Regions from separate parts of the Homo sapiens genome. Here region 2 is linked to region 1. A link is a contact called in ENCODE Hi-C or POLR2A ChIA-PET data. All regions are on one chromosome and are shown on one strand. Each heading gives the region's core, a stretch centred on a gene start or an enhancer-like site at or near the end of the contact. The rest is flanking DNA. Distances are from core to core; before and after follow the strand shown. Region 1 overlaps ANKRD33B (ankyrin repeat domain 33B). Region 2 overlaps MARCHF6 (membrane associated ring-CH-type finger 6).

Region 1 (6,461 bases), core at 1,853-4,352:
AATACTGCCCTAACATAAAGAAATTATCTGACTTGCCATGTCCGACTGTAGGTCATAAGACCCCTGTTCCAGGGAGAGTCACTCCCAGAAGGAAGAAGTGCTGCTCAGAGAAACCTAGAAGAATCGAGGAGACAGGCAGGCCTGTGGGGTTTCCCCACTCAGTCTATTTATTAGCATTATATTTCTTCTTCTTTTTTTTTTTTTTTTGACACAGTCTCACTCTGTCACCTAGGCTGGAGTGCAGTGGCGCGACCTTGGCTCACTGCAACCTCAGCCTCCTGGGTTCAAGCCATTCTCCTGCCTCAGCCTCCCAAAGTGCTGGGATTCTAGGCATGAGCCACCGTGCCTGGCCTGTCCAACTATATTTCTACATAACTGTCCACACTTTGTTGAACCTAAGCAGAAAAATGGAAAATTCCTCCTGCATTTTTGGGTTTTCATTCCGAAGGCTCCCATGTACGCATGTTATGGGAACATGGCCTCTTTTGTATGCCTCTTCTCTTATTCACCTGCCTTTTGCAAGTTGATTTTAGTGAACCTTCAGAAGGCCCTTAGTTCCTACAATGCACTAATGGCCCATCTTCTTCACACTGCCCTTTGTTAAGTGACTTCCCAGTTCTCTGTCTAGTGGAACCTTGGCCGATGGGATGTTTGCAGGCGTGATGGAAGCAGAAGGTTGAAATGTACTTATCCAGACTTTCATGCATGTTTGTGCCTCAGCTGTCTCCCCAAGAAGAGCATGCCCAGGCTGGCTCGCTGCTCCCAGGAAGAGGATGAGTAATGCATGCAGCAGAGCTGCCCCAGCCGAAGTGCCCAAGAACAGGTCCCCGACTTGCCCACAGACTTGAGCAAGGACAGTTTAGATCAACAGATCCCCAGCCCATCCACAGATGCATAAGCAATAAAAACATCCCAGAGCATGGGAGTTGTTTGTTACACAGCAATAACTAGCTGACATGCATGCTCAAGGGTCTCTCATCTTAAAAGCATATGTGACTCACAGCAACCCCTGTGGGCCGTCTTCATGTTCCCGCCACCCTCCATCAACCATTCAACTCCGCTTCAGTCCAATTCCAGATCCATCTACTCTCACTGTTGCTAATGACACTCTCTGACTTTGCTGAAACCACCCCCAGCAGTCCCCAGTGACCTTCTTACAATGAGACTCAGTGGTGATTTGTCAGTTCTCATCACATTCAACATCTCCCCAGCATTTCCCACTCACTCCTCTCTTTCATCCTTTCTGAAACACGCTCTTTCCATGGACATGCAGATGCTCACCCTTCTGATTTTCCGCCCTCTCAACATTCTGAGCTCCTGTTCTCTCCTTCCTGAAATGCTGCTGTTCCTCAGCTGCCTGCTAAGCCCCCTCCTTATCTCATACACTCTCCTTTGGTGATCCTATACACTCCTGTGGATCCAAGTTTCAGCTCTAAAGCTTCCACATCAACTCTTTCCAGTTCTATCTCTTTTCTTCAGTTTTTTACCTGAGTATCTGTCTACTGAGTATTTCATCATGGGTATCCTACAAACTCAATGCATCAAACCCAAAACATCTTTCCTCCGAAGCTACTCCTCTCCCACATCCCTTATTCAGTGATGAACACCACCAGTCACCCCATCACCCAAGCCAGACGGCTGGACTCAGTCTCAAGCCCTCCACATCCTCCCTCACCCAAGCAATCACCACATTCTGCCAACTGCACCTCTGACATCACTTGAGCACGGGAATTTGAGACCAGCATAGGCAGCATGGCAAGACCTCATCTCTACAAAAAAAAGTTTAAATTTCCTAAAACTGTCTTTGTTTCTCCATCCCTGACCTGGGCTACCACGTCCCCATGGGGCCACAGCTCCTGTCCTGACTAGCCTCCTTTGTCCCACTTCTGCCCCCATTCATTCTCCACACCAGCAGCACGGTGACACCAACAGGGGCCTCTGACCATCCCCACTACTCATCCGAAACTCTCCATGGGCTCTGCTCTTTAGATGAGGTCTCAACTCTTCAATGAGCTGGTTTTTACCTCTTCACCCTCAGCTCTCACCGCCAATGCCCTCCCAATCCACTTTATGGTCAAACAGCCAGCATTCCGTGTAATTCACTCATGAGCCACACTTCCTCTAATCTAGTGGCCTCTGCACAAGGAGTCCCTCTACCTGGAATATTCTGCCTCCTCTTTTTACTTGGTGACCTGATGAGCCATCCCTTCCAACTCCAGGTCTTCCCTGGTGCCCCTTGACCCACGGTGTCTCATCGTCCACGTTCCCATGCATATATGGGTTCCCACAGCCGCCACAGCCCTCGTTACCCAGCTCACATGCTTAAAACTTCCAACTGACTGCATGCTCTGGGGTGCTCAATAAATATGCATTAGATGAAAAGGCTGAAACATTCCTACCACTCCTTTGGGAAAAGTTTATTTATTGAAAGTATCAGGGTGGGCAAGGTGGCTCGTGCCTGTAATCCCAGCAGAGAGGCCAAGGCCCGAAGAGGCCAGGGAGGCTGAGGCTAGAGGATCACTTGAGCTTAGGAGTTAGATACAAGCCTGGGCAACATGGCAAGATCCCATCTCAAAAAATAAAAATTAGCTGGGCTGGCCGAGCGCAATGGTTCACGCCTGTAATCCCAGCACTTTGGGAGGCCGAAGTGGGTGGATGACCTGAGATCAGGAGTTCGATACCAGCCTGGCCAACATGGTGAAACCCCGTCTCTACTAAAAATACAAAAAATTGGCTGGGCGTAGTGGCAGGCACCTGTAATCCCAGCTACTCAGGAGGCTGAGGCAGGAGAATCACTTGAACCCGGGAGGCGGAGATTGCAGTGAGCCAAGATCACATCATTGCACTCCAGCCTGGGCAACAAGAGCAAAACTCCATCTAAAAAAAACAGGCAATAAACACAAACTGCTCTAAAAATTGGAAAATGTTACAGAATTGGGTTGTCTAAGATTGACTGACTCAAGGCACTCAAACTGCAGTTCTCCAGACCAGGCCAGTAGAGGGAGCTGTCGGCTTTGGAAATATGACATCATACCAGCCACGCGGCATGAACAGACTCCAGGAATTCTTAGCATAAGGCATTTACCATGCAGATGGAGGGGCAGGGTTAGTAGGGGAGGGCAGCATCCCTGCTCTTTGCAGGGCAGGCAGGGGTCTGAAGGAGGAGCCAGGCAAGCCCCAAGCTGGCTGAGGAGCCCTCCTGGCTGGCCAGCGGGCAGGGGTGTGGCGCTGCCATGGCCAATCAGAAGAGCTCAGAAAAGCTCACAGGAAAAGATAAGGCAACGCTGGGAAACCGAGACTCACCAAGTTCTACTCTCTTATTTGAAACGGTATAAACTGAGAAAAAAGGAAGCACTTCAAAACAACATGAACATCACAATGAGATCACACTAAGATCGTGATCGTGTGCACTGCTAATAAAATAAGATAAATAACATGAAGAGGCATTGTTCCTGGGTTCTGACCAAGTCATAAATTCTCCTCTGAACTGGGACTCTCCCCGATTCAGCTCAGGAACCAGGGCTCCCCCGCAGCCCAAACCCACAGCTGCCCCTGAGAATCCCTCCCGTTCTGTCCCCGTCCCCGGGCAGCATCCTGCCAGGCTGGCTCTCAGCACGTAGCCTCAGAATTTTACAATTAAATGCAAGAAATAACAAGTTGCAAGCACACATCAGAGGTTCCTTATACCCAAAACAAGCTTCACGTGCTGTATCCCATCACCAGCTCAAAGAGACCCCTGGCGTTTCCTCACTTTACCACGTCCATGCTATTCTGTTAAAGCACAACAAGGAAACAGAAATAAACACACAACTCTATCCATGGGACTTCTTGTTCCTTTCTTTGGTTATCTTATTTTATTTTTGTTAGTGGAGCGGTGGTGAAAGTTGAAATGACTGGCTAAATGAGACTTAGGGATTACATGGGGATTTATTTTCAAACGTTCTCTCCATTTACAGACCTAGTACAGATTTGGCTGTATTTTTATTGTGCATTAAATAGCCGAGGAAATTAGACTTTTTAGAGAACACTCAAAAGGCAGATGAAGGCATTTGCATCCGAATTCGTACTCATAAATGCTGTGTCCTCCAGAAACCCAGAGCTTCCAACTCTCAGACAACCAACCCAGTTGCCATAGCAAATAATATAAACATATGGTTGCTTTAAGATTGCGCTTCACAATGCTGATTCTGCTTAGTGCGACTGCTGTCTACACAAGCCATCCTCCATCACTGGTTTGGCACGGGCTTGTGACGCAACCCTGGTTGGTGAGATGGCAACGATACTCTGCTGGAGCCTTCTGGAAATGTTTTCCTGTCTTATAAAGGGAAACGCCGACAGGGATTTGCTCCTCTTCCTTGATGTCCCTGAGTGTTGCAACGTGAAGCCGTGGCACTTCTAGCAGCTGGGGCCACCTTGGGACCATGAAGGAAAAGGCGAATGTATTTCTGAGAAGTGGCTCTAGGTCCCAGCATCACCCAGCTACTCAGTGAAGCAACCCTGCAACATCGCCCGCAGATGTCTTGTGTTGCAAGAGAAGGCAGTGTCCTTGTGGTTGAAGCCAAAAGCATCCTAACAGGTACTAGGCTCAAAAGAGAGCTGGGGAAATACAACTGAAAACCAGAGTTTTGGTTCATTTGAGTAGGGAAATACTGAAAAGACTGATCTCAGCCAGGGCTTGCAAGAACACTCTTGGACACTCAGGGGAAAGGAGAAATCGCCACAGCTTTCTAAAGACCACTTGGCAGCTGCATACACTTAAAACAGGCACAGCCCTTGCTGAAGCAATTCTGTTCTAAGAGTGTGTCTGCACATTGCTTCTCCTCTTCCTTGCCCTGCTTTCGGCCTAGGAAGCTGACCTGCACCAACAGCACCTGCCCAGTTTCCGCCCCAATGAGGTTTCTGGGTTGGCTCAGCAGGGGACCAGGGTGGAAGGAGCGGGACATCTGGCCCTGCCTCCCACTCCGGCCCCTGGCTGCGGTTCTAGGCCGAGGCTGCCTCTCGGGTTCCAGCTTCTTGGCCTGTGTCACTCGGGTTCTAGGCCGAGGCTGCCTCTCGGGTTCCAGCTTCTTGGCCTGGGTCACTCTCTGCAGAGTCCCTCCCCTTAATCCTTTCAATGTTGGTTCCCTTAACTCTACCCTTCCCCCCGTAATTGACAGGCCCTCATCAACTCCTCTGTTCAGCCCTCTGAGACCACCTGTCACTCAACATGCTTCAAGCTGCCAGGATCCTAACACGCTGTCCTCAGAGATGCACCCCAGATCCAAAGACTTCACTACAGCCTTGCTGCCGTTGATTAACTCAAAAGCCCACCTGTCCAGTAACTGGGACAGTTAAGTATACCACGGTTCATGCATTTTACACAATATCCTCTTTTCCAACAAATATTTAAGAAGCAAGTACTTCATGTTCAAGGACTGGCCTAAGAGCCGGGTCCACCACAGTGAGTGAAGGCCAGTCATAACGCAGCCTCTCAAATTTGAAGTCTTGGTGGGGAACCGGGCATGAGCCACACATCCCCGTGCAGGAAGGCAGGGCTACGAGCGCCTGGCAGGGCTCAGGGACACCGACACAGCAGGAGCTTCTAGATTAATAACCATGTGAACAAAACCACTAAAAACACAGTCTCAACAGCACTAGCCCAGTCATGTGAATACAAAGCGCACATACATACGTGTGTGTTTGGAAAGGACTGAATGAGGTCTGAAGAGGTGACTCCTGAGTGCTGATAAGGGAGCTGGAATATTTGGAAGACAGAGAAGGGATCTTTTTCTTCCTCCCTGATAATACTTTTGTAGTCATTTTTGGCTGTAAGCAAATATGCATGGACAGCTTTTGAAATTAACAAATCATCAAAGAAATAAAACTGGTTATGAAATTGATTAAAATGGGACATCACCTGATTGGGCCTAAACAGCCTCTTTGGCAAAACAGCACAGGAAAGTCATGAACACATGCTCACCTGCCTTCCTCATTTTCACTTTAATTCCGTGATGCCTCTGTGTCTGTCTGACAACATCTCTCGTGGGGTCTGTGACTCTGCTGGTCTTCAGTGCCCACTGAGAGGGGTCCTTTGCCGTCATCAGGCATAAAATCTTCAAAGCTCTCCATCCTCAATGTGGGGTCCCTGGGCCAGTGGCATCAGCCTCACCAGGAAACCTGTTGATCTGCTCATTCTTGGGCCCCACCCCAGGCCTATTCAAAGAAAGACTCCAGGGGCAGGGCCTGGCAGTCTGTGTTTCCACCAGATCTGTGTTAATGCTCACATGAGCCAGCCCAGGTGATGCTGACGCCGGAGGCGCAAGATTGGGAGCCAGTGTCTAAGGAAACTATGCCCATGGGGACAGGGGCAGCCCCTGGAGGTTCAGAAAGAAATTAGGGAAAATCTCTTCGGCACATTGAGGCAATTAAGACACACACAAGGAAGCTTTTTAATCTGTGTTTGTTTAAATGGTGTAAAGTCC
Region 2 (6,125 bases), core at 782-3,281, 200 kb after region 1:
TCCCTAACCCCCCTACTCCTAAGAATCAAAATCTTGAAATACAGGCACTTTTTGAACAGATTTTCTTGAGCATGCTTGGCTAACTACTGTCTTTACTTCTCATACAGCAAAAAGAGGTGTACTTTACTGCTGCAGAACTGTTATGTCTTACTTATGTGGCACTGGCCTAAGGATAAGAGGGGTCCCCACAAGTACATTTGCCATATAGCTAAAGCGTAAAGTAGCAGCAAAATCTGTTATGTTGGCCATTTTGGATAGAAATTTTCCTTAAATGAATTACCATACTTTCTAGTCTTATTATCGGAGTGCTAAAGCACAGTCTACCTTTTCCAAGGTATTCCCACAACAATCAAATTATCTGGCAGTTCTGTAATACAATAATAGTCTTAGGTACTATGTAGCTAGATGAAGCCAAAACAGCTCTCCTTTTGTAATGTTTTTTCCTCTGTCTTCTTTTATTACCTCGAGCAATAACCTTTCCCCCACTCCAAATCTACTACAGGCTTAGAAACATTAATATCAACCTTCACCAGAAAAAAAGCACGTATTTTCATTTTTGTCTCCACTATGAACAGGGTTCTAGATACCGTAAGCTACTGGTTAACCTTCAGATAAAGGATGGCTTAAACGTGGTTGATGAAAATTCATGGGAGTATAGAAAACCACAATATGCCACCCTAAAAATATGCCTCTTAGGCATAAGGATTGTTTTGAGTTGAATGCAACTGAGAAAGAATAGATGCAGGAAAACTTTCCGTCCTCCCTCTATTGCCTAGAAGCAGAATATAAATGTATAAAGACAAAAGGTAGCCCACCCCACTTCCCTACACCATGAAGGACAAAGATTACCCACTGAAGAGAGCTTTGGGCCTTTCTGGGCCTCTAGATGGCACCAGAGGAATCAACACTGCCAAGCTTTACTAAGGAGCCGCATCTGCCAATTTTTTGCTTCCCCTCACTTGCCACCCCTAGAGACTCAAAGTCCTTTTCCTTCATCTTGTCACTTCTCTAAAAATTTATTATTCTTTGTTGAAGATTCGTTGGAATTCAAAGCCACCTCTTTGAAATTACTCATTCCCTGGGTATCTCCATGTATATATGAAATATGTACTTTAATAAACTTTTGTTTTTCTGTTGTCTTTTATTAAAGGGTTCCATTTTAACTAAAAAAAACAAGGGTTGAGAACAAATTATTTTCCTCCCCTACAGTGGTAAAACTAAACTGCTGTCTTTAAAAAAAAAAAAAAAGGTTATATATGCCCATCAAAAAAAATGTAGAAAACTCAGCAAGGTAGGAAGATAAGAAATAAGAGTTATAGCTGCCAAACATAAACACAACCAATTCCAGAATGTCTTTCTCTGAAAACTGATTTTGCTTACCTGTTCAATTACAGTTTTCAACCACCACTGAGGACCCATCAATGTTATAGCTGCAATGATTTTGGCATGCAGGACTCCAAGTGCCCAGTCCTAGGGAATTAAAAACCATTTAACATATTTCTGTTGTTTTTTAACAATAAACACAGCAGAGAGGCTGTATAATTTTCTTACATTATTTCACATCAAAATAGAAGTTCTATAGGATTGGCAACAATTTTACAAAAGACTAACGTACTGAAAACCCAGAGAATTTTTTTTCTTCAACAGCTCAAATTCAATGTTTCCATCAAAAATTGTTCTTCTATCTTTTAAAAATCTATATTGTTTTCCCAAGAGTTAGAGAAAGTCTGGTCATTAATGGATATCTCAAAAAGCAAATAAAATAAATGCCAAGATTTTATTTCAAACTATCTTTAGGCTATTTCATTGGTTTCAAGTGAGCTGATTTATGTCAAATTAAGACTGTGGAGCAAAGTTTGGCCTAAGAAACCATTCTAAAGGCTCACAGATAGCTTCTAGCTTGAAGCATTTGTGGTTCTACTGGGGAACTGTTACTAGGTTCCTCCTCATGGTGCAACGGACTCTTGGCCTGCCCACCCTCCAGCTCTCCACCAGACAGAGTGATGACTACTTCCTCCCTCCCCACAGCCCCCTTCCCCACCACCACCAAGTATCTCTTTAAATGCAAATCAGATCATGAACGTAACTTCCCTGCTTAACAACCCTGAAGTCCTTAGCAAGGCACACAAAACCCTTTATAACCTGGTCTCTATCTAGCTTATTTAAAACAACAACAACAAAAAACGGTATTAAAAAAAAAAAAAGAAACCACATGTAACATTTAGACTGATTCTTACATAAAACCAAAATCTTTACAGAAAAGACGGGAGTCCTCTGTGATCACTACCTTAAATCCTGATCCCTCCCCAGCAATAACCACTATTAGCTTTTGGTACATACCATCCATGTTTTTCCCCATGCATTCAGCTGCATCTATACATCTATATCCCATAGAAAGTATGTAGTATCATTTTCATATGGACTTTGCTCAGATTGTTAATTCTCCTCTTCACTGTCTACCATCTTGAGGCCAATGTTCCCATTTCTTTACTGGTTTGATTGGTTATTCTAAGGATCTTCTTCAAATGGGGTGAGAGGTTGATACATACACTGAATTCTTGAATACCCTCAAATATCAATCTTCACCCTGATAGGTGAACAGCTAAATGATTTTTTGTCTGGGTAGAGGAAGCTTGGCTTTTGTCCCTTTTACCCAGTCGTCTATAAATTCTCTGATCTTATGGTTTTCAGTGCTACAGAAAAAAAGTCCAATGACAATGCAGTTTTTTGAAGCTTGTTTTGATTTCCCCGTGTCTAATAAGATATACCCAATTACGTGTTTTTATCTTGGATCTCAATCTTACCAAATCTCATGAGCCCCTTCAAACTACAGAATCAGATCTTTCTTCAATTCAGTTAAATTTTCTCCTGTTTTTGTATCAATGCTGCCTCACATTTGTTCCTTCTGGAACCCCCGTTATCAGTACGCTAAGTCTCCTAGATGTTTCCTCCAAAACATTTCTCTTTCTCAATTTCCTCTTCCGTTTTGCCCAGTGCTTTGCATTCATCTTCCAAGCCTCCAAGCCAAGCCCAGTGGTGACTGTCCACATCTTTTTTCACTACTAGATTTGTCTGAAATCTATGTCATACAGCTCCACAACAACTGCGTTCTGCTTTAGAGCTGCTGTTTGTATGTGCGTGTGAACATACTGCACTCGGCGTCCGTGTATTTCCTCTTCTCTCTGGAAGCTCATGGCTCTGCAAGCAGTGCTGTCAAACTGGCATGTGTTCTGACTGCTCTGCCTTAACTTCCTTTCTGCGGCTGCTAAGCCTCCTGCATATAAAGCACTTGTTATAATTTCCTCTGCAGCCTCAAGGAGGCTTGGGCCTGGCTGAGAATATCCTAAAGGGCTTCAAAAGGATCTTTTACGTCTTCAGACCTTTGGGATAGCCCTCCAACAGTCTCCTACTGAGGAACATGAAGAAAGCCTCCCTGCTTTTTCTCACAGGCAGGGAAGATGCAACAACCCACCAATTCAGCTTTCTCTTGGCCTTCTGGGAGTCCAGCAGACACCCAAATGAGATTAATGTTTACCCAAGGAGGTCCAAGATCACTGTGATTCGCGTTCTCCAAAAACCCACTGCTTTGCAGTCCTCTCCTGCCAGACAGGACACACCACACTAGCTGCTCTGCTAGAATTCCAACTGGCCCACTATCCCACGGAGCTGCAGCCACTTGCTGCAGGAAAGGCAAGTAGCTTAAAGTCATGAATTAAGAAAAAGCAAACTGTTCCTTCAAAAACTTGGGGGTTTAATGCAAAACATTAAGGATAGCACGCTGCACATTATCTGTCTACAGCTTGTGCTTTCCCCCAACTCAGAAACACGTCTGGGAGCTATCGATATCAAAACAAATATCTCTACTTCATTTTTTCAATTGCTGCATTGATATTCCACATTTTATTTGGGCATTCTCTATTGGTGGACATCTAGATCACTTCTCATTTTTTGCTATAAAAAATGATGTATTTGCAGAAACAGCCTTGCTCATGCCTCACAGTAGATTCTGAAAAGCCAAACTGCTGAGTCATAATATATAAGCATTTTTAAACTTTGATAGTACCAAAGAATTCTCTAAGGTGATGATGATTTCAGAAGTAATGCTGAGTACTGTAAAGACCACCAAAAATACAAGTATAACTAGAACAAGTTGCATTTATTACTCATTGCAGCAAGGGAGTAACACATCATGGAGAACTTGGGGCCCCTCAGTAAGAGTGCTAGAAAGGGGTTATTACAGGATTTCAGCTTATGTTAGGGATTTGGGGGAGGATTTAAGAAGCAGGAATTTGGTCTGTATCAGATGCTATTAGAAAGCAGAGTAATCTGTGAATGGTTATCTTAATAAATAAATCTTATCTAGAAAAAGTGGCAGAAGCTAAAACTGTAATTGGTAATGAGGCAGTAACCAATCATGTTAGCCAGTAAAGGGGAATGTTTGGTCATTTCTGTGGTTTGAATAATGCTCCTGTTCTGTCTGTGTTCAGACATGATTGCAGAGGGTCTTGCTTTTGTCTTCCTCTATCTTGATCACAGAGTGACAGTGTATGATGTTGATGTTCTGTCAAATTGTTTATGTCCAACAGGAGAACACTAAGGCCTGGCTAACAGTGCCAAGATGGCTCCTTGATGCCACGGGATGCTCTGGCCTTTTCCAGGGCTCATGCTGCGTAACATTAAAAGGCAGATAGTATCTGTTTGTCCCATTTGCAGCAGTACTTTGCTTGATCACTGACTGGGTTAGGGTATTGTCAGCCTGACCCCTCCACTAGTTGTGTGTTTCCCTTTGAGCCATAAAGTAATCCATAAGGTGACACTTTGCCACCATTCAAATAACCACTTTCACACTGCAATGTAACATACCTGCAAATTATTTTCCCATCATGTGGTAGGGGGTCTATGTCCTCTTCCCTTGAATCTTAGCCAACATTTGTTACTTGCTTATACCCAGTAAAATGTACTGAAAAGTGATGTTGTAGGCCTTCTGACATGGGGTCATTAAAGATGATGCAGCTTCTTGTTTGTGGGGTCACTCATTTCCCTGAACTACAACGTAAGAAGCCCAAATACCTTGAGGTTACTTAGCTATGAAGCAGCCCAGGCACATATAGGAGCTCCAGTCAACAGCCCCAGATGGGTAGCAACCAACAACAAGCATCAACTCTCACACTGTTAAGTGATCACTGACTGGGTTAGGGTATTATCAGCCTGACCCCTCCACTAGTTGTGTGTTTCCAGCCAAATGATTCCATCCATAACTGTCAAATCATTCCCAGCCATTGAATCTTCCCAGCTGAGTCCCAGATAGCACAAAGCAGAGGCAAAGTGATATGCCCTGTCTTAATATCTGACCCACAGACTCTATGGACAAAATTAAAATGGTTGTTTTAAGCTGCAAAGTTGCGGGATAACTTGTTACACAGCAATAGCAACTGAAGACTGATCAACCTTTCATCTGTTGGGTTCAACATCCATTAACAATCCTTGCTATAATCAATTATTTTGTTAGGTATTGCAAAATAGTATTTTTCTAATCGTGTTAATCTCTCTACCTTTATTTGCTGGCATTTTTCTGTAAAAAAAAAAAAAAAAGGTAGCTCTTTCCTTCAATTACAGATACTATTTGACTACTCTGGAATACGGCTCTTACAGAAAGGCATAACATATGCTTAATTAGATCCTCCTCAACTTACAATGATGTTAGGTCCAGATAAACCCATCTGTAATTGAAAACACTGTAAGTCAAAAATGCATTTAATACATCTAACCTACCGAACATCATAGCTTAGCCCAGCCTATCACAATGCGCTCGGAACATTTACATTAGCCTATAGTTGGGCAAAAACTTCTAACACAAAACCTATTTTATTTTTTGCCTTGTAGTATAACTGAGGCCTAACAAGCCTACGTAATTTTATAATTACGTAGTGACTATCTCATGCAATTTACTGAATACTATACTGAAAGTGAAAAACAGAATAGCTGTAGAAGTACTCAAAGTACAGTTTCTGCTGAATGTGTATCGCTTTCAACCATCAAAAAGTTAAAAAGTCATAAATCAAAACACAAGTCAGTTCTGTACTTCTTTGTATTACTTATTTCTCACCTATTCTAGTCTATGAACC

The links. A loop is a pair of places that touch in the nucleus more often than their neighbours do. ChIA-PET counts read pairs that join two places held with the same protein, here RNA polymerase II (POLR2A). Pooled maps may share reads with other maps.
Region 2: a loop to region 1 is called in a pooled map, with 2.4 times the contacts of the local background. The contact joins two enhancer-like sites. A Hi-C loop is called at or near these places in 7 of 50 pooled maps. POLR2A ChIA-PET finds 5 or more read pairs at or near these places in 2 of 52 experiments (HEK293 and Panc1).

The regions. Positions count from the first base shown.
Region 1 is chr5:10,624,617-10,631,077 of GRCh38, reverse strand. The region is part of intron 2 of ANKRD33B (ankyrin repeat domain 33B); the gene reads right to left. Among named protein-coding and RNA genes, the nearest start is that of ANKRD33B, 64 kb to the right of the region's middle. RefSeq lists enhancers at 3,135-3,184, 3,205-3,484. Within about 2 kb of position 3,102, at least 27 of the 41 ENCODE cell types and tissues checked have a DNase peak (open chromatin) inside an H3K27ac peak, as active enhancers do.
Region 2 is chr5:10,419,080-10,425,204 of GRCh38, reverse strand. MARCHF6 (membrane associated ring-CH-type finger 6) reads right to left here. Exons shown (of 26, transcript NM_005885.4): 23 at 1,381-1,470. Among named protein-coding and RNA genes, the nearest start is that of ROPN1L-AS1, 20 kb to the left of the region's middle. RefSeq lists an enhancer at 3,174-4,373. Within about 2 kb of position 2,031, at least 3 of the 41 ENCODE cell types and tissues checked have a DNase peak (open chromatin) inside an H3K27ac peak, as active enhancers do.